Regions from separate parts of the Homo sapiens genome. Here region 1 is linked to region 2. Evidence: read pairs that join two places in POLR2A ChIA-PET (ENCODE). Cell type or tissue: PC-9. All regions are shown on one strand. Links, peaks and the distances in the headings refer to the core of each region. The heading gives the core; the rest is flanking DNA.

What was found. Peaks named below come from ENCODE experiments on the same cell type or tissue, not always from the same donor. Only the 100,000 strongest peaks of a DNase experiment are listed, where the experiment ranks them.
Region 1: POLR2A ChIA-PET joins it to region 2 with 6 read pairs; 4 of 35 experiments call an interaction of 5 or more read pairs at or near these places.

Annotation. Positions count from the first base shown.
Region 1 is chr2:238,973,239-238,983,627 of GRCh38, forward strand. No RefSeq gene overlaps it. Among named protein-coding and RNA genes, the nearest start is that of LINC01940, 52 kb to the left of the region's middle. In PC-9, for the core only: no CTCF peak of the experiment used is centred there; a DNase peak (open chromatin) is centred at 5,423; H3K27me3 peaks cover 2,175 bases.
Region 2 is chr2:238,836,675-238,847,063 of GRCh38, forward strand. LOC100287387 (a long non-coding RNA gene) reads right to left here. Exons shown (of 1, transcript NR_157851.1): 1 at 7,872-10,389. Among named protein-coding and RNA genes, the nearest start is that of TWIST2, 6.2 kb to the right of the region's middle. RefSeq lists enhancers at 9,347-9,857, 9,858-10,368. In PC-9, for the core only: no CTCF peak of the experiment used is centred there; no DNase peak of the experiment used is centred there; H3K27me3 peaks cover 3,878 bases.

The DNA of each region.
Region 1 (10,389 bases), core at 2,302-7,301, 140 kb after region 2:
CATCAGGAAGGTGGTACCCCCCCGGGGGGGAGATGGGGCATCCATCAAGAGCCTTTGTGACCCTGTCCAGACACTGAAAGATTCCTGGATCCCAAAAATGCCAAGATAATTCATGAGGCTTATATTTCATTCGAGACTTCACAATTATTTATTGGAAAAACATCTTCTCTAGGAGGAGGGGAAGGGTAGAGAGCCTTTCTCCTCCTCCTCCTCCTCATCCTCCTCCTCCCTGTCTCCAGGCAGCTCGGCAAAAAGCTGCATTCCATCCCCATCCCGGTCCCTGGAGTCCATCCTGCTGACAAGGCAGAGCTCTGTCCCCAGGTCATACCACAGAGGAAACCCCTGGGCTATTACAGCCTCTGCCACAGGATGCCTCTGACCAGTGCCAAGTCCAGCACATAGGGGATACAGGGAAGTATTTCTTTCTTTTAGACATGTTGACCTATTTTTTTTTAACTTTCAATTTAGTGCGCTCATAGCATAACAATAAGGTGGGGGAAAATCTAATTTAAAAACCCACAGTTCTCTCCACCCTAACAAATTGTGTTCACTTTTCTCTCTTCCTTTCTGGCTATCGTACATGCATATATATAATTGTTCCAGAGGCATAACCATGGTGCAAATAGAAGTTTGCATTTTGCTTTTTTCAACAAACACATCCTAAAAAAATTCTCCTTATTACTGTTTGGTCTTCATAATTATCTCAGACAATGGGTGCAACCATTCCAGCGAGAAAATGCAGAGTATTTACCTACCCTTTACCCTGTTTGGATTTTGAAGTTAATTCTAATTTTTCATCATATGGCCAATGTTGTAATGGGCATCTATGTATTGGGTTGTTGCACAAGTAATTACAGTTGTTGCCATTTCTTTCATGGCAAAAACCGCCATAACTTTTGGACCAACCTAATACATAAATCTTTTCTTCTGTCTGGATTAGTTATTTACATGTATATTAAATAATGAAATTTGGATCAGCTTCCCTGTGATGACTCAGACCCATTACGAGAATGACTGCAAACGTTCCAAAGACAGAAAGTCACAGTTGATTATTGCGGCTGGGTACAAAGGACACAGTGCTGATTTTGCTTTTTTATTCTTTTTTATAAATACAGATGAGTACATAAACCATATATAAAATGAAGAATCATTGCTGGGTAATGTCAGTGGAAATGCAGAGGAAGTGCCTTTGAAAATCATTTTTATATAAGCAGTGCAAACACTGGCCAAAAAAAAAAAAAAAGTCAAAATAAACTTTTCCAGGACTCTGGAAATTAACCAAAGGCTTGCAACAATTCAGGGAGCATTTATTCAGGAAAAGCGGCTGAATCGCCATAAGAACAGTGAGATTTGTGGCACCATAACTTGCCCTAGCCCAACCCCTCTCTCCAGCTCTGCAGTAACCCCAGAAGTCAATGGGCCTGCAGTCACAGTGAAAACCAGCAGCCTGGCAGACAAGCTAGGGGGCGGAATTCAGCTGGAGCTCCTCCAAAGCCCCATTCCCAGAGAACTGCCATTACTCATCCTATTCATTCCAGCTCTCTGGCAATTGTTTATTATGATAGCAGCTTGAGGTGATGAAACAATAGAGGTAAACAAGATGATGGAAAAAACCTAAAAGGAAAAGCTTGGGAAAGAAATATCCAGAAGGAGGCTTTGAGAAACTCCAACACATTTGTGGGACTCCAGAAGGCCACATGCATGCCCAGGAAAGACCTGATGGGGCCTGAGGCATCGCACGGGCTCAACTCCAGGTGCTGTGAAAGCAGGAAGTAAAGGATTGTGCCCAGTTGGAACCTGCTTGCCTGAGAGTTGAAGCATTGCCCCCTCACAGAGGCAGGGCCCCTCAGCAAAGGCTGTGAAACTTACTGGTTCTAGGTAGTCAAGGAAATTATCCAGTCATGATAGGCCAGCTATCCCGAGTACAAACCTCAGTGGCCACACAGGACAAAGAACACAGAAATAGCTCGGGAAGCCACTAAACAAGCAAATAGCAGCAACAACAACAAACCCTGAGGAGAAGGAGAATCTGATTTCCAGAGCTGGCATATTATACTATTTTACATGTTCAGTTTTCAACAAAAAATTAGGAGGCAAGCAAAGAAACATGCAAGTATGGTCTGTCAGGGGAATTAGAGCAAAAGCACGGGTGTTGGACTTACTAGATAAGGAATTTAAGTCAGCTACTTTAAATATCTTTAAAGAAATAAGGAAACTATGTCTAAAGAACTGAAGGAAAAAATGAGAACTGTGTCTCATGAAATAGAGATTAATAAGGAGATAGAAATCGGTTTTTCTTTAAAAAACACATAGAAATTCTAGAGTGGAAAAGTATAGTAACTGAAATAAAAACTTCACTAGAGGCAGTCAATGGCACATTTGAGCTGGCAGTATAAAGAATAAACAAGCTTGAAAATAGGTCCACGGAGTTTTTTCAATCTGAGGAAACAAAAATAAAAAGAATGAGGAAAAATAAACAAAGCCTCAGAGATCTGTGGGCCTACAAGCAAATACATAGTGGGACTCCCTGAAAGGGAGGAGAAAGAAAAGGAGGCAGAAATAACATTTAAAAAACAATGACCAAAACTTCCACGCGTGATGAAAAATCTTAGTCTACACATCTAAGAAGCTTAATAAATTCCAAGTAGAATAAATGGAAAGAGATCCATACCTAGACACCTCATAATCAATTGCCCAAAGCCAAAGACCAAGAGGCATCTTGAAAGCATGAAGAATCAACTCATCACATACATATATCCTCAGTAAGATTAACCGCGAATTTCTCACCAGAAGCTATAGATGCCAGAAGGCAGTAGGAAAACATACCTGACATGCTGTCAAGACTGTCAATCACGAATTTAATATTTAACAAAACTATCACTCAAAGAGAAAGAGAAATTGAGACATTTCCAGATTAAAAGAAAAACCTGAGAGAGTTTGTCACTAGCAGTCCTGTACTACAAGAAGCATGCACCTACTATGTACCCACAAAAATTTAAAATTAAAAAAATTTAATCAAAAAAGGAAACACTGAAGGAATATTTCAGGCTAAAATGACAAGAAATACACAGTAACTTGAGTCCATGTGGAAAAATACAGAGCACCTGTAAAGGTAAGTATATAGGTAAATATAAAAGATGGTATACAAGTATCATTGTTTGAAACTCATTTTTCTCTATCTGATTTTAAAAAACAACTTGTGTTGATGGTTTTTCACTGCATAAATATGTAATTTGTATAACAATAATAGCAGAAAGGAAGGAGAAAGTAATGGTAGTACATAAGGGTGAAGTTTTTATATACTATTAAAATTAAGTTTATAGTCATCTGACCTAGACATTACATTAGGATGTAATTGTAATTTCCGGGGCCACCACTAACAAAATATCTCAAAAATATATAGTAAAAGAAATGACAAGGGAATTAAAATAGTACACTAGAAAATATCTTCTCAACACCAAAAAGTCAAAAATAGAGAAGCAAAAAAGACATAAGAGATACAGAAAAAGTGCCAAGATAATTCAATGGGAAAGGAATAGTTGTTTCAATGAATAGTGCTGAGACAATTGGATAGCCACATATGAAAAATGAAGTTTTACCCCTATCTCATACCGTATACAAAAATTAACTAAAAAGAGTAACCTAAATGTAAGAGCTAAAACTATAAAATATTTAGAGAAAATAAGTGTAAATCTTCATGAGTTTGAGTTGGGCAATGGTTTCTGGGAAATGACACCAAAAGTATAAGCAACCAAAAAAAATAGACAAATTGGGCTTCATCAAAATTAAGAACTTAGATAAATTAAAGCACATTATCAAGAAAGTAAAAAGGCAAGCCACATAATGGGAGAAAATATTAGCAAGTCATAAATTTGATAAAGGACTAGTATCTAGAATACATAAGGAATACTTATAACTCAACAATAGAATGAAAAATAATCCAATTTTAAAATGGGCAAAGGATTTGAATAGATATTTCTCCAAAGAAGATACACAAATGGCCAGTACACACATAAAAAGATGTTCCCATAAGCCATTGGGAAACCTCATCTACTAAGATGGCCATGTCAAAAAGATGGACAATAGCAAGTGTTGACAGGGATATAAAACAAGTGGAACCTTTTTACATTGCTGGTGGGAATGCAAAATGGTGCAGGCACTTTAGAAAGCAGTTTTGAAGTTCTTCAAAAAGTTAAACATATATCACCATATGATCCATTCTACTCAGATACATATCTATGAGAAACGAAAATATATGTACATGCAAAAACTTTGTACGTATATATTCATAGCAACCTTATTCATAATAGCTAAAGAACCCAAATGTCCATCAGTTGATGAAGAGACAAACAAATTGTGATATATCCATGCAATGGAATATTATTCAATCATAAAAGGATGAAGTGCTAATATATGCTTCAATATGCATGAACCTTGGAAACATACTAAATGAAATAAGCCAGACATAAAAGGCCACATATTATATGATTCCATTTGTATAAAATATCCAGAATGGGAAAATTCATGGAGACAAAAATTAGATTAGTGGTTGCCAGGGCCTGGGGGGAAGGGGAGATGAATGGGAGGTATAAGATTTTGTGATAAAGTTGTTCTGGAATTAGATACTGGTAATGGTTATACAGCATTGTGAATATACTCTAAATCACAGAATTGTACACTTTAATGGGTAAAAACATTATATACAGTACGATGTCACTTTGGTAGAAAATTCACTTACATATTATATATATTTAGAAAAAGATCTGGGAGGATATAAACTATTAACAGTGGTAATTTTTAGGTGATGTGAATATAATGTTGCTATCATTTTTGTGTTCTGATTTTCTAAAATGGAAATACACTGCTTTTGTTAAAAAACGATTATTTCTAGTTTAAACAAAACAACATATGATTCACTGTAAAGCCAATTCCTATGTAGCTTTTTAGCTATTTTTTAATAGCACATCAGCCTCTGGAAGAGTTTCCTAGTTAGAACCTCCTCTTACCTACCCACCCCTAAGGGTGGCCACTGTTCAATTTTTATAATGATCACTCCTTGCTTTTCTTCTCTCAAATGCACCCTTGCATTGATTGTATTTATCCCCAAACATATACAGGCTAACCTAGTTTTGAACTTTTTTGAACTTCATGTTAGTGGAATTGCACCATAGATAGTTCTTGGATCTTGAGTCTTCAGCTTGTCATACACGTCAGTTCACCCTATATTGTTGCATGTGGGGATAGTTATTTAAGTTTCGATTTTGACTAGCATCCCATTGAATAAATATACCACAATCTATCCATGGTACATTGAAGGACACTCGGGATGATTGCAAAGAGTGCTGCTGTGACGATTATGAAACGTTGCCCTAGTACCCATGGGCACAAGTCTCCCTAGGGCATATGGAGAGTGAAATTCCATTCATAGGAATGCATATCCTCAAATGTACTGGAAAATGCCACTGTTTTCCAAAGGGGTTGAAACAGTTCATACTCCTACAGTGGTATGTGAGTTCCTATTGGGCCACACCCTCAGCAACATTCTGCATTGTCATGGTTTTTTTATTTATCGGTCTGGTGGGTGTGTGATGGTATCTCACTATGGTTTGATTTGCATTCCTCTGATCATTGATGAGGTGGAGCACATTTTCATTCATCTATTGGCCATTTGGATATCTGCTTTTATGAAGTGCTACTTACATCTCTTGCCCATTTTTGTCTACTGGGTTCTCTGTTTTTTATTATTACTTTGTGGGAATTCAAATTCTTTTTTTTTTTTTTAGACCAGAGTCTTGCTCTGTCACCCAGGCTGGAGTGCAGTGGTGTGATCTCGGCTTACCGCATCCTCCACCTCCTGGGTTCAAGTGATTCTCCTGCCTCAGCCTCCCAAGTAGCTAGGGTTACAGGTGCCCACCACCACGCCAGGCTAATTTTTGTATTTTTAGTAGAGACAGGCTTTCACTATGTTGGACAGGCTGGTCTCGAACTTCTGACCTCAAGTGATCTGCCTGCATTGGCCTCCCAAAGTGCTGGGATTATAGGTGTGAGCCACTGCGCCTGGCCAGGAATTCTTTTTATATTTTATAACATGAGTTCTTAGAAGATATGCGGGTGGCATATATCATCTCTCACTTTGTGGCTTGTCTTTCCCTCCACAATGATATCTTTCAGTGAGCTAGAGGGGGCTACATTTATTGTACACCAGTACAACGATCTTTTCCTTAATGGTTAATTCTTTCTGTGTCTCGTTTATGAAATTCCTTTCTACTCCATGGTTATGAAGATAAATTCCTACAATATCTTATGAAAGCTTTATCGTTTAACTTTTGTTTTCAGTTTTTGTTTTGACCTGCCTGAAATTGAATTTCGTGTGTGACGTGAGGTAGCGGTCTGCTCAGTTATCAGAGCTGTGTAACAAATTAGTCCAAAACTTTGCTGTATAAAACAATCACATAGTTTACTCACAGATTTTTGTGGGTGAGGAATTCAGAAAGGGCCAAAAAAGTGAAGTTTTTGTTTGTTTATTGTTTGAAGTCCACAATGACTGGGTTCTGAGAAACTTTTGAAGGCCGAGAGCCAGAACCAGCTCATGCACTCACATATCTGTCATTTGATGCTGCAGTCAGCTAAGGCACTGTTTCTCTGCACGTGGGGTGGTGGTTTCTCCATATGGTCTGGTTTTGGCTTCCTCTCAGCGTAGTGGCTGGGTTTCAAGGACAAGCATTAAGAGAGGCGGGAAAGAGAGAGAGAGAAAGCCAGGTGGAAGCTTTATTGCCCTTTTTGACTTAGCCTCAACAGTCACTTCTGCGCATGCTGTTGGTCAAGGTATTTGTAAAAGTCTGCCCTGGTGCAAGGAGAGAGAACACAGACCCAGGTCTCGATGGAGAAGTGTCAATGTCATCTTGAAAGGACAGCCTGTGGGATGGGATGTATACAGGTGCAGTCATCTTTGAAAAATGTAATCCACCATGGCATCCAATTTCATTTTTCCACATGGATATACAATTTACCCAGGATCACTTATGGAAATGTTCGTCCTTTTCTCACTGGCCTGAAATGCCACTGCTTACACATATCGAGGTCCTGGATATGGGAGCTTCTGTTTCAAGATGTTGTTTTCTGTTCCATTGTTCTATGAGTCCATCCTTAGGCCAGTGTGACACTTTCTCAGGTATTACAGCATTATAATAAGTATAGATGTCTCACAGGTCAAGTACATATTGTGATATTGTGCAATTATTTCTCTTTCTTTTTTTCTTTCTTTTTTTTTTTTTTTTGCAGTTGCAAGATTTAATAGAGTGAAAACAGAGCTCCCATAAAATGGGAGGGGAACCAAAGGGGGTAGCCATTGCCGGCTCGAATGCCTGGGTTTATATCCCGACCATTGCCCCTCTCCCTGTGCTCTCAGGCAATAGATGATTGGCTATTTCTTTACCTCCTGTTTTTGCCTAATTAGCATTTTATTTTATTTTTTTTTTTATTTTTTTTTTATTATACTCTAAGTTTTAGGGTACATGTGCACATTGTGCAGGTTAGTTACATATGTATACATGTGCCATGCTGGTGCGCTGCACCCACTAATGTGTCATCTAGCATTAGGTATATCTCCCAATACTATCCCTCCCCCGCATTTTAATGAGCTCTCTTTACTACCTGATTGGTCGGGTGTGAGCTAAGTTGCAAGCCCCGTGTTTAAAGGTGGTTGCGGTCACCTTCCCAGCTAGGCTTAGGGATTCTTAGTTGGCCTAGGAAATCCAGCTAGTCCTGTCTCTCAGTCCCCCATCTGAACAGGAAAACCCAAGTGCTGTTGGGGAGGTTGGCTGATGACCACTCTAACTGCTTCCGGCTGAACTGGGGAGTAGTAGGGGTCATGCAGTTGAGATTTCCTAGGGAAGGGTGCCTTTGATATCATCAACATTGGAGCAAGGGCTAGCAGGCCGGTTCAGGGGTCCATGGTAGATCTGCCATGGACTGCATCTGGGGCTCGATTTGAAGAACCATTTGTAGTTTTACAGCTTTGATTCTGGAAGAGACAAACCTAACAAGGAGGCTAAAGATGCAGGGATTGAAATGTATGGCCTAAAGTGCAGGGGATTATTTCTTTGGCACATTTCACAGGCCCTGACTATCTGCTTGATAGTATTGAATAGGCCTGGTCCACTAAATAATAATTTGGCCATCTGATGGGTGCTATCAATGCCTAAGTGAAAGGTTTGGTGAAGGTTTTAAGTAATTTCCATTGGTTAGTTGCAGGAAAAAGTATTTGTCCTTTTTCAGTGGCTAGCCATGCTGAGGGGAGGAAACTATGTCTTCGTGAGGTTCCCCATTTCTTTTGCTGAGTACTGGGGCTTGGTTTCCTGGAGGGGATTACCTCATACTGGGGGTCCTTCTATAAGCATTTCTAATGGAGGGTCCTGCCTTGCAGCTCTTTTGGCTCCAATATCCCCTGGGCAGTTCCCTTCTATTTTCCTTTCCTTTCCTTTTTGATGACCCTGGCAGTGTAAGACTGTCACCTCTTTAGGTTTCTGTACAGCCAATAATAATCTCCTAATGGCTTCCTGATGTTTGATAGGTTAGGAATTCCCTTTCTCTCCATATTGCTGTGTGGGCATGGAGGACTAGGTAAGCATACTTAAAGTCTGTATATATATTTGCCCTTTCTCCTTTTCCTAATCCTAGTGCCCGAGTGAGGGCTATTAGTTCTGCCAGCTGAGCACTAGTTCCTGGAGTGAGGGGATTACTTTCAAGTATTCCATTATCACTGACCACTGTATACCCCGCTTTTTGAAGTCCTTTTTCTACAAAGGAACTTCCATCAGTATACAAGTTGAGGTCGGGATCAGTCAAGGGAACCTCTAGAAGGTCCCCTCGAGCAGCGTAGGTTTGAGCAATCACCTGTTGACAGTTATGTTCTATCTTTTCTTCATTGTCTGGAAGAAATGTGGCTGGGTTAAGAGTTGCACAAGTGCGCAGTTGCGGCACTGGCCCTTCAAGTAATACAGCCTGATATTTAAGTAAACGGTTGTCTGACAGCCATAAGTCTCCTTTAGCAGTGAGTATGCCGTTCACATCATGAGATGTCCACACAGTAAGATCTCTTCCCTGTATTATTTTAACTGCTTCAGATACTAAGACTGCTACTGCTGCCACTACCTGTAAACAATGAGGCCAACCTTTGTGATTATTTTTCAAAAATGGCTTAATTCTTCTTGGCCCTTCATGTTTTCATATACATTTTAGTGTCATTTGGTGTCAAATTCCACCCTAACCCTTGCCTTCCACCCCTCCCAAAAAAAACTATGGACGCTTTGTTTTTGGGGGTTTTTTAGAGGTTTTTTAAAAAACTTCTATTTTAAGTACAGGGGTGCACGTGCAGGTTTGCTACATAGGTAAATCTGTGTCACAGGGTTTGTTGTACAGATATTTTATCACCCAAGTATTAAGCTTAGTACTCATTAATTATTTTTCCTAATCCTCTCCCTCCTTCCACCCTCCACCCTCCAATGGATCCCAGTGTGTGTTGTTCCCCTCTATATGTCCCTGTGTTCTCATCATTTAGCTCCCACTTATAAGTAAGAACATGTGGTATTTGGTTTTTTGTTCCTGTGTTAGTTTGCTATGGATCATGGCCTCCAGCTCTATCCATGTTGCTGCAAAGGACATGATCTCATTCTTTTTTATGGCTACATAATTATATTGTGTATATGTATCATATTTTCTTTACCCAGTCTATCATTGATGGGCATTTAGGTTGATTCCATGTCTTTGCTATTGTGAATAGTGTTGCAACGAACATACCCGTGCATGTGTCTTTATAATAGAATGATTTATATTCCTTTGAGTATATACCTATGGGATTGCTGGGTTGAATGGTATCTCTGTCTTCAGGTCTTTGAGGAATTACCTTGCTGTCTTCCACAATGGTTGAACTAATTTATACTCCCACCAACAGTGTATAAGCGTTAAAAACTATGGACTTTTTGACTGGGATTGCATGAAATCTACATACCTATTTGGGAAGAATTTACATCTTCATATATTAGCTATTTCTCATCCATGAACTTAATGTATTCTTCCATTTGGGAGGCTGAGGCAGAAGAATCACTTGAACCTGGAAGGTGGACGTTGCAGTGAGCTGAGATCGCACCACTGCACTCCAGCCTGAGGGATAAGGCAAGACGATCTCAAAAAAAAAAAAAAAAAAAAAAAAACCAAACAAATAAAATAAATAAATGAATAAATAAATAATGTCTTTATAAAAAGTTCTCTTTTTCCATCATAGAATTCATATGCATTTTGTTCAAGCTTATTTCCAGGGACTTCATTTTTTTTAAAAAATGGTTTGTTTTTCTGTTTTTTTCCCTAGTTGTTTCTGGAATGTAAAATGTA
Region 2 (10,389 bases), core at 1,960-6,959:
TCTAGAGGGATAGGACTATAGGAAAGATGTATTTATGAAAAGGAGTTCATGAAGGATAATTGGCTCGCATGATCACAAGCTGATGTCCCACAATAGGCCGTCTGCAAAGCCTCAAAAGCAGGGAAGCCGACACTGCAGCCTTCAGTCTGTGGCTGAAGGTCTGAGAGCCCCCAGCAAAACCACTGGTGTAGGCCCAAGAGTCCAAAAGCTGAAGAACTTGAGTCTGATGTTCAAGGTCAAGAAGCCCCCAGCACAGGAGAAAGACGAAGGCAGGAGACTCAGCCAGTCCAGTCCTTCCACGTTCTTCTGCTTGCTTTATTCTAGCCTTGTTGGCAGCTGATTAGATGGTCCCCTCCCAGACTGAGGGTGGGTCTGCCTCTCTTAGTCCACTGACTCAAATGTTAATCTTTGGGAACACCCTCACAGACACACCCAGGAACAATACTTTGCACCCTTAAATCCAATCAAGTTGAAAATAGTCACCATCACACTTGCCCCTTACTGAGGTCTTTCCAGGCACCCCCTAATCCTGCAGATCATTCTCTTCTCAGTCTTCTCAGTGTGGATTCGAAACCCCATTACATCCCTCAGCATACTGTCATAAAGTATCTGTTGGCTGGGCAAGGTGGCTCAGGCCTGTAATCTCAGCACTTTGGGAGGCTGAGGCAGGTGGATCACCTGAGGTCAGGAGTTCGAGACCAGCCTGGCCAAGACGGTGAAACCCCGTCTCTACTAAAAATACAAAAATTAGCCAGGTGTGGTGGCTTGTGACTGTAATCCCAGCTACTCAAGAGGCTGAGGCAGGAGAATCACTTGAACCTGGGAGGCGGAAGTTGCAGTGAGCTGAGATCACGCCATTGCATAGCAGCTGGGGCGACAGAGCGAGACTACATCTATCTCAAAAAAAAAAAAAGTATCTGTCTATTGGCTCCTACTCCACTTCTTAGAACAATATGAAGCACAGTAAATAATGGCTAATTAGAAGGTACTGTAGTAATAATTTGCTGTGTTTGATTAATTTCTACCCATAGTTGTACAATAAATCGCTTTTTTTTTTTTTTTTTTGAGATGAGGCCTTGCTCTTGTCCCCCACGCTGGAGTGCAATGGCGTGATCTCAGCTCACTGAACCCTCCGCCTCCCAGGTTCAAGTGATTTCCTGCCTCAGCCTCTCGAGTAGCTGGGATTATGGGTGCCCACCACCATGCCTGGCTAATTTTTGTATTTTTAGTAGAGACGGGATTTCACCATATTGGCCAGGCTAGTTTAGAACTCCAGACCTCAGGTGATCCGCCCACCTCGGCCTCCCAAAGTGCTGGGATTACAGGCGTGAGCCACCGCGCCCAGCCACATGTATTTTTAATTAGGGTGTATCCCCAGTGTATGGTGAGGAGAGATGCCACCATGATTCCTATGATCCCTCCACACTGCTTTCATTTGAAAGTGCTATGTCTGAAGAAGTTAAATGAATAGGGAGCTGAGCAGGGCAGGAAAGTGAGGGCATAGGATGTGAATGACAAATTTGAAGATTAAAAATCAGGGCAGGACAGTGAGAATTGGATGTGGTTTGGCTGTGTGCCCACCCAAATCTCATCTAGAACTGTAGCTCCCATAATTCCCATGTGTGGTGGGAAGGACCTGGTGGGAGGTAATAATCATGGGGGCAAGCCTGGAAGGAGCTGGAACGTCACTCTGAAAAATCTGAGCCCAAAAGGAGAACCTGGCAGTGCTGACAGATGAGAGGGTTTGTACTGAAAAGAGGGTAACTGTGTGAAAATCTGCATTCTGAATGATGAGATCCCCTGCCTAGGTCCCTTTCCCTCCTAAGTCTCCCAAGACTTAGGGAAAGAACCCAAGCTTCTGCCCCAGAGCAGGAGGTGGAAGAATTCCTCCCTGGAGAGAGGGTCAGCCACAAAGAAAAATAGCAATGACTGGGCGGTCTTCCCCCAAGTGTGACTGAGTCCCCAGCTGATCATCCCAAAGTAAGCCTACCAGTGACAATGGTCCCTCTTCTCACATATACACGTATACATGCACACACACACACACATGCACACACACAAATGCACACACACACATGCATACAGAGCTGCCAATCAACTCTTTAATGCCAAAGCCCTGAATCTGGGCTTGGTCTTGTGACTTAGCCCATGGAACATTGGTACATGTGTCAGGAGCAAAATCTTGGAAAGCATTTGCCTTGGGGCTTGTGCTCTTCAGACTGTGGTTGGAGTCCTGAGACCACAGCAAGAACAAACTCAAGCCAGCCTGCTAGAGAAGCCATGTGCAGGAGCACCAAGGGGTGAGAGCTGGTGCCTACTACCACCAGATCTGTGAAAGAGGCCATCAGGCTTAAGCCATGAGATGACCACAGGCACATGAGTGACACCAGGCAGGACTGCCAAAACAAACAAACAAACAAACAAACCAAAAACCACCTGGCTGAGCACAATCTGAACTGCTGGCCTACAAAACTGTAAGCAAATACAATGATTGGTATTTGAAGGCACTGCATTAGAGGGTGGTTTGTTATGTGATAATAGATATAAGATAGATTGGAAGGGTGTAAGAACATCAGCCACATGGCTATCTGGGGAGCAGGAAGTTTCAGGTAGGCTTTTGTGTGGGGACATGCACTATGCAGGGAGGAACTGCCAGCAGCCCAGAGTGACAGGGGTGGAGTGAGCCAGAGACATAGAACCTGGAATTAGAGAGGTCATGGGGCAGGATCTTTGTCAGATTGGGTGGGCCTTACAGATGCTGGCAAAGACAGTCATTTATACAAAGTGAAATGAGCCCTTGGAGGGAGCGGAGCAGAGGAGGGGTGAGATCTGACTGCATCCTGATGACACCATTGAGCCTGTCTGCTAGCCCTGGATTTTTCTGGAACTGGCTGCCCTAGCCAGGGGCTAGATGACTTGCAACTTCTCAAGTGGTGCTGGGTCCTGCCTCCAGGAGGCATACCTCTCTTTCTATGATGTTACTTAGCATGGACCAGCAGTGCCTGAATCCATTCTTATATAACAGAGATGTTATAATTCTACCGTCTGTCCTTCATTTGTTATCTGGAACACTTCTATAGAGTGAAATATTTTCTCATCAACTCATACATTACATTGAGGTATAATTCAGTAAGAAAGGCTAGTTACATGCCTGATTCTTTCCCTTTACTTACCAATTTTTGGGACAGTGAGTCCATTTCCTAGCAACAGCCAAAAATGACCAATAAGTTTTGTATTCGAGTAACATTGAGACTTAAGGATTTTTACCATCTGTGATATGTTTCTGTCTATTGCAGTTACTTTTCTCATTCATGCTCATTTGCCCTGAAGTGGGGAAACACTTTTCAGTTCCTTCCTGGTCCTTTTGACATGAACATGGTAGTTATTTATGGCTTCCTTGTCTTCTGGTATAGTAAGATGCTCCAGGCTTATCTTGTTTTGCCCTAGATCTAGGTCAACCATTTCTTCAAGGAGAGACCAAAATCTGCACACTAGCGGTGCTCATTGCAGTGGGCGGCTCGTTGTTCTAGTTCTTTTCAGTGGTCAGGGTCAGGAAATACAGACCCAAGCCCATAGCTGATGTTTCCAACAAATTTAGAATTACATGGTTTCACTTAACTTCTTCTTTTTTTTTTTTTTTTGAGATGGAGTCTCTCTCTGTCGTCCAGGCTGGAGTGCAGTGGCGAGATCTCAGCTCACTGCAAGCTCCACCTCCCGGTTTCACACCATTCTCCTGCCTCAACCTCCTGATTAGCTGGGACTACAGGTGCCCACCACCACGCCCAGCGAATTTTTTGTATTTGTACTAGAGATGGGGTTTCACTGTTTTAGTCAGGATGGTCTCAATCTCCTGACCTTGTGATCTGCCTGCCTCAGCCTCCCAAAGTGCTGGGATTACAGGCGGGAGCCCACCGCACCCGGCAACTTCTTTTGTTTTACATTCGTACCTCTTTTCTTTGAGGTTGGAGATCTTGATCCCCAAAGACATGAACATAATTATTCATTTGGCTTAGCTCACAATATAGTTTTGGAATAACAATAGCAATTTTATTACTAGAAACATGAATGCTGAAAGGTTTAAGCCTTTTTTTGCAGTTCTTTTTGCCTTTAGAATGTATTTCACTAGGGACGTAAGGCAATTATAGTGTTTTAAAGCTATCTTAAATTATTTCTGTCTGCATGGTTGAGCCACCAATATCATACACATTTGATAAGGTACATTTGTGTGATTTTGCTTTTGATTTTTTAGGGATTCTATTTTTTTATTTTACTTGATTTTATATATATAATTATATGAACATTTACATGATTCCAAAGTCAAATCTACAAAACAAGATTTATTTGGAGGGAATTGGCTCCCATCCCAGCCCCCTACACCCTATTCTTTCTGATTCTATTTATGTCTTGTTTGATCTTTCCATTTTCATTTTTTAATTGAAATTTGGTATATTTTCCAGGTTTAAAAAAGTCATATGAGTTTGATGCAAGAACAACTTTGATTAGATCTCAAAGGCATTTAAAAATGTGTGCCAGCTGGGCGTAGTGGCTCACACCTGTAATCCCAGCACCTTGGGGGGCCGAGGCAAATGGATTACTTGAGGTCAGGAGTTTGAGACCAGTCTGGCCAACATGGTGAAACCCCATCTCTACTAAAGATACAAAAATTAGCTGGGCATGGTGGTGAGCATGTGTGATCCTAGCTACTCAGGAGGCTGAGGCAGGAGAATTGCTTGAACCCAGGAGGCAAAGGTTGCAGTGAGCTGAGATTATGCCACTGCGCTCTAGCCTGGGTGACAGAGTGAGACTCTGCCTCAAAAAATAAATAAATAAAATAAAATAATAAAATAAATAAAAATAAAAACATGTGCCAAAGGCCAGTGTTAGCTCCACTTTACAAGCAGATGTGAATGATGTCAAGAAGTCAAAGCCAAAGGATAGGGGGAGCCCAAGCGTCCACCTTCTAAACCACAGCCCAGAAGTGTGGGTGTCGCACCAGGATTCCATTATGGAGAACAAGGCCCACATTGCTTAAGCAGGAAACGACTTATTAGAGGCTATGATAGAATTGTTTGTGGAGCTGAATGAGCAGGCTCTAGGTAGAGCTGTCAAGGCTGGCTTCTGAGCCATACTGCAGAGCTGGAGTTGCTGACTCATCACATCCAGAAACTGGTGAATCCAGAACCACCTGGAATCAAGGAGCCGCTCCTGCTGCAGCCAGCTTCCGAGCTGCAGCGCTCCTGCTATACGTCTCTCCAGGAACCGGATGTGCAGACCACACCTCTGGACATCTGGTGCCTGGACACCATGCTGCCAAGAAAACCAAACACCTCCACCCTGGGCTGACCAGTGACGTGCAGGCATCTGCCCATTTCCCTACATATCCCTAGAAGTGCACCTCACCGATCAGGGCTGCCAGATACTGAAAAAGGTCATTTTCATTTTCCCATCTGCTGCAATTCAAGAAGAAAGAAGAGAGGCTGGATGGAAAGGAGGATGAGGACCCAAAACACGGAGGAACAATACCACCAGGAGATGACGCTGTTCAACACTGCTGGGTTAGCGACGTCAGACACTCGAGGGCAGGGCCATTACACTGCAGCTGTGCCTTGGGCCCCCTACCCCCAGGGATTTCTCAAGGGGATTATTTTTTATCTTTTTTTTAATGTTGATCGGAATCTATAACATTTATATTTTTTCTTGACAGGTTGGTTGGACATATTTTTGGGGTATTTTGACACCTGTACATGATGTGTAACGATCAAATCAGGGTAATTGGGATGTCCATCATCTTCAACATTTGTCCTTCTTTCTGTTGGAAACATCATACAACTTATTTTCTAGCTATTTTGAAATATGCAATAAATTATTTTTAACTGTAATTTCCCTACAGCACTGCAGAATACTATAACTTATTTCTTCTATATGACTATATTTTGGTACCCCTTGGCCAACTTGTCTTTGTCCCCCTCTCTCCCTTCCCCTTCCTGACCTCTGGGAACTACGATCCTACTCTCTATCTCCATGAGATATGATTTTTTAGCTCCCACATGTGAGTGAAAACACAAGATATTTGTCTTTCTGTGTCTGGCTTATTTCACTTAACACAATGACCTCCAGTTCCATTCATGGTGCTGAAAGTGACAGGAGTTCATTCTTTTCATGTCTGAATAATATTCCATTATATATATATATATCTGATATATATATATATATCTTATATATATATATATCATATATATATATATATATATCAGATTTTTGTATGCATTCATCTATGATGGACACTTAAGTTGATCCAATATCTTGATCATCATGAAGAGTGGTATGATAAACACGGGTGCACAGATATCTCTTCCATATAGTGATCTTTCTTTTCTTTCCTTCTTTCTCTTTTTTTTTCTTTCTTCTTTTTTTTGAAACAGAGACTCGCTCTGTTGCCCAGGCTGGAGTTCAGTGGCTCGATCTCGGCTCACTGCAACCTCTGCCTCCCGGGTTCAAGAGATTCTCCTGCCTCAGCCTCCCAAGTAGCTGGGACTACAGGTGTGCATCACCATGCCCGGCTAATTTTTGTATTTTTAGTAGAAACAGGGTTTCACCAAATTGGCCAAGCTGGTCTTGAACTCCTGACCTCAGGTGATCTGCCCGCCTCAGCCTCCCAAAATGCAGGGATTACAGTTGTGAGCCACTGCATCAATGACTTCAAGATTAATTCACATTGCAGCAGTTACCAGGATTTCCTTCCTCGTGCCTCAGCCAGCAGAGTAGCTGGGATTACAGCCACACACCACCATGCCCAGCTAATTATTTGTATTTTTGGTAGAAATGAGGTTTTGCCACGTTGGCCAGGCTGGTCTTGAACTCTTGACCTCAAGTGATCTGCCCACCTTGGCCTCCCAAAGTAGCAGTTGGGATTTTTAAAGGAGAATCCTGCCTGTACAGGATGTGTGCCCTGGGCTTTAGGTTCTGGCTCTTTGTAAGTAGGATTCCATCCTGCTGGTGTCATTGCTGAAGTTAGGCAGAAGATTGGCTCTTGGACTTGACATCCAGAAAGTGTTCTGATGCCCATCACCAAGAATACATTGCACTTTACAACTAGATTCGAGAAGCATCTTCAACCCTGGTTTTTAGAACTGAAAAATGCTTTTACAGTGACCCCCAACCCTCACCGCTGCTCTATCACACTGGGGAATGTGCTGGATGATTGAAATCTTGGGGGGTGGCAGGTGGTTGCAGGTAGGCATAAAGTATTGCCAGAATAAAGCCAACAATACATGGCACAAGGATAGCTTTTTCCCAGACAGCATATTTCTAGCATTCAGCAACATGATGCTGAAGACCCCTAGAATCTACACAGAAATGCCAAAACTTTGTCAGATAATTCTCAAGAGTCCATCTCTGAAAACTTGTGGTTTCTTAAAATAATGGGTCATGTTCACTGTCATCTCAGTCTACGAGAGAATAATTCAAAATGAAGGCACCAAGACTAGTTTGATGGAAAAGTGTCAGTGGAGCGCTGTGTTAGTGTAAGACTGCTACTGCGCCAATGCTATTTGCTTTGCAAATAAGGAAGTGCTGTTTGGGAGATGCTGTTACCAACCCCCGGATCAATGTCATTGATTCATTAATCTGTTGGATTGATTCTGTCACACAAATATGGGCTGCTCTGTCATCTGCTCTCAGTTCACTAAATTCAAGTGGAGGTAACAACCCACCATGTCACTGGGAATGGAAACTAGACCTTTAACGATATCTTGGTTTTTGTCTCTTGCTCCAACAAGAACTTCATAGAGTTAAACTACAAAAGGATCTGCTGAAGAGCTCAGGTGGGTTCACCCGTGCAGGCATTTTGACAAAAGGTAGCGACAACAGCATTCAAATGTATAAATTCATTGCTTTATTTAGCTCCTGAGAGTTTACTAAATTTTTTTCACATCTGAGCAAGTACACAGTTTCTTATCCTAAGAAAGCCCAGGGGCTGTATAATTGCGTCGTATTCTTTTTTCTTTCTTTTCTTTCTTTTTTTTTTTTTTTGACACAGTCTTGCTCTATCGTCCAGGCTGGAGTGCAGTGGCATGATCTTGGCTCACTGCAACCTCCGCCTCCTGGGTTCAAGCGATTATCCTGCCTCAGCCTCCCGAGTAGCTGAAATTACAGGCATGCACCACCACACCCAGCTAATTTTTGTATTTTTAGTACAAATGGGCTTTCACTATGTTGGCCAGGCTGGTCTCGACCTCCCAACCTCAGGTGATCCACCTGCCTTGGCCTCCCAAAGAGTTGGGGGATTACAGGCGCGAGCCACCGTGCCTGGCTGCTATTCTTGAAGACTATCCCCAGGTGACAATCCCTGCAGTGTCATTCTACTGCAGCAAGATTAAAGCCAATCTAATAGCTGGCAAATTTGCTGTGAAAACATATCACCTTCTGTTACTTGCTGCCCTAAGGAAAATGTGCAATAGAAGAATCTTTCAGAACACCAGTTCATTTTTTTTTAAAAAACACAAAGTCACATGAAACAAAGCACACTTTTTTACATATATGAAAGGAAGCATTCACAGGATTTTCCATACTCAGTAATGAATAAGTACCCCAAGAACTGTATTTACTTCTGTGAATCTTTGTTGCGTGATATTTTACTGAAGTCCAAGTGAGCCTGGGTGGTCCTGCAAAGAGTATTCACACAGAGATATATTGTATTACTTATGCTATTAATAAATTGGCTTTATTAGCCTTATCACTGACTTAATTTTTGAAAGAAAAACTCAAACTAAATCAATAACCTGAGTATTATTTCCCAAATTGATGACATTTTCATTTGGGTTTTAATTCAGCAAATTCCCCTCCTCAAAAGAGGGGAATGCTGTCACTTCCCCAGCCAACATACAGGTGACATTGGAAACGCTGCTAAATGCCACTGTGCCTTAGCTTCTCCTATGTATGCAAGGGGTCACTGCCCAGGTAATGACTCTGAGGGGCTGGCAATACAGCATAAGAAAGTCACTCCAAATTCTGTTAAGCAAGGTTTTCCGCAGGCAGCCGTCAGTATCACAGCCTCCAGTACTATAATCATTGTTAAAGCATTTTAAAATAGACAAGACACGCCATGAAGAAAGTGCATCCAGACGGTTGAACTGGGCTGCTGGTTATGATAGCTCCAGGGCGCCCCGGGGGGTCGCAGGTGAAATCCTCCAGGTCCATCTCCCCAGGCAGAGGTGAGCCTGCAATCCAGCTTGCGCTGCCCTTCCAGGGCGTCCCCGGGGCCTCTGGTCTTCAGGGCTGGGCTGAGCCCTGGGCTGCTCAGGACCAAAGCTGAGCTGTTTTTCTTTCAAACTAAACTATGAACTCTCTCTGCTGGAGAAAGAGACAGAAAGGACAGAGAAAGAGACACGCCGACAGAGCCAGAGTGACACAGGGGCACGCAGACAGGGAGACGAGGATGGCGAAGCAGGCTACCAGGCAGGTCCTCTCCTCAGTAAAAGCCCTCCGCATCTGGGAAAGGGAAGATGTCCCTGGATCTGGGTCCTTGGACCCACACAGGGTTGGTAAAAGGGCAGCAAATCGCTACTGTCACTGCTCTGAGCAAAGAAACCAGGGAAAGGCCAGTTCGGGAAAAACAGGCCCTTTCCATCTGACGTGAAGCCCCAGGAAGGGCTGCAGCCCAGCACCGGCAGGACGGCTGGGGACCTGGCTTCTCTCTCTCTCTCTCTCTCGTTCCTTAAATTTTTATTTGAGAATTTTAAAGAAAGGGACCTGGAAAGCTATTTTGTTGGGCTAGAGGGGCCGTGGGCCTTCCCAGCGCGGAGGAAGGAGGGCGGTCAGGCCGGGTGGGGCTGGGTGCGGTGGCTCTGCAGAACCTTTAGGCACCGAACTGAAGCCGCGGGTCCGGTGCGCGGACACTGCGCAGGGCGCTGCTACCGACTCACATGCATGCGAGGGCCCGCTCCTAGGCGTTCTGCCTTCCTGGACGGATTGTTGGTAAAACGTCCCCTAGAACGGCCGGAGCCAGGGCCCTCGGACAGGGGCGCGAAGGGCCCGCTCTTTGCCGTCCTCGGGTTTCCCAACGCGGTGGTCGTGGCCCGCGGGCCCCACCTCGCGGCCCGCCTGGCCGGCCGGAGGAGCAGCGGAGGCCGAGCACTCCCCGGTCTCGGGTTCAACTTCAATAAAAGGGCCCAGCCCGCCCTTGATCACGCGGCTTGCCTGACAGCCCGGCTCAGGCCCGGGCCTAATTGAGCCCGGGTCACCTGGGAATAGGTTCAAAGGCATCAAAGCCGTAAAAACCACCTCCAGGCCCAGAGCCAGAGCGGCCTGGCGAACAAAGAGCCCCCCAACCACTTCAAACGCGCTCGCGCTCGCCGTCCAGATGGCCCGGGGCCGGGGTCCGTGGTGTCG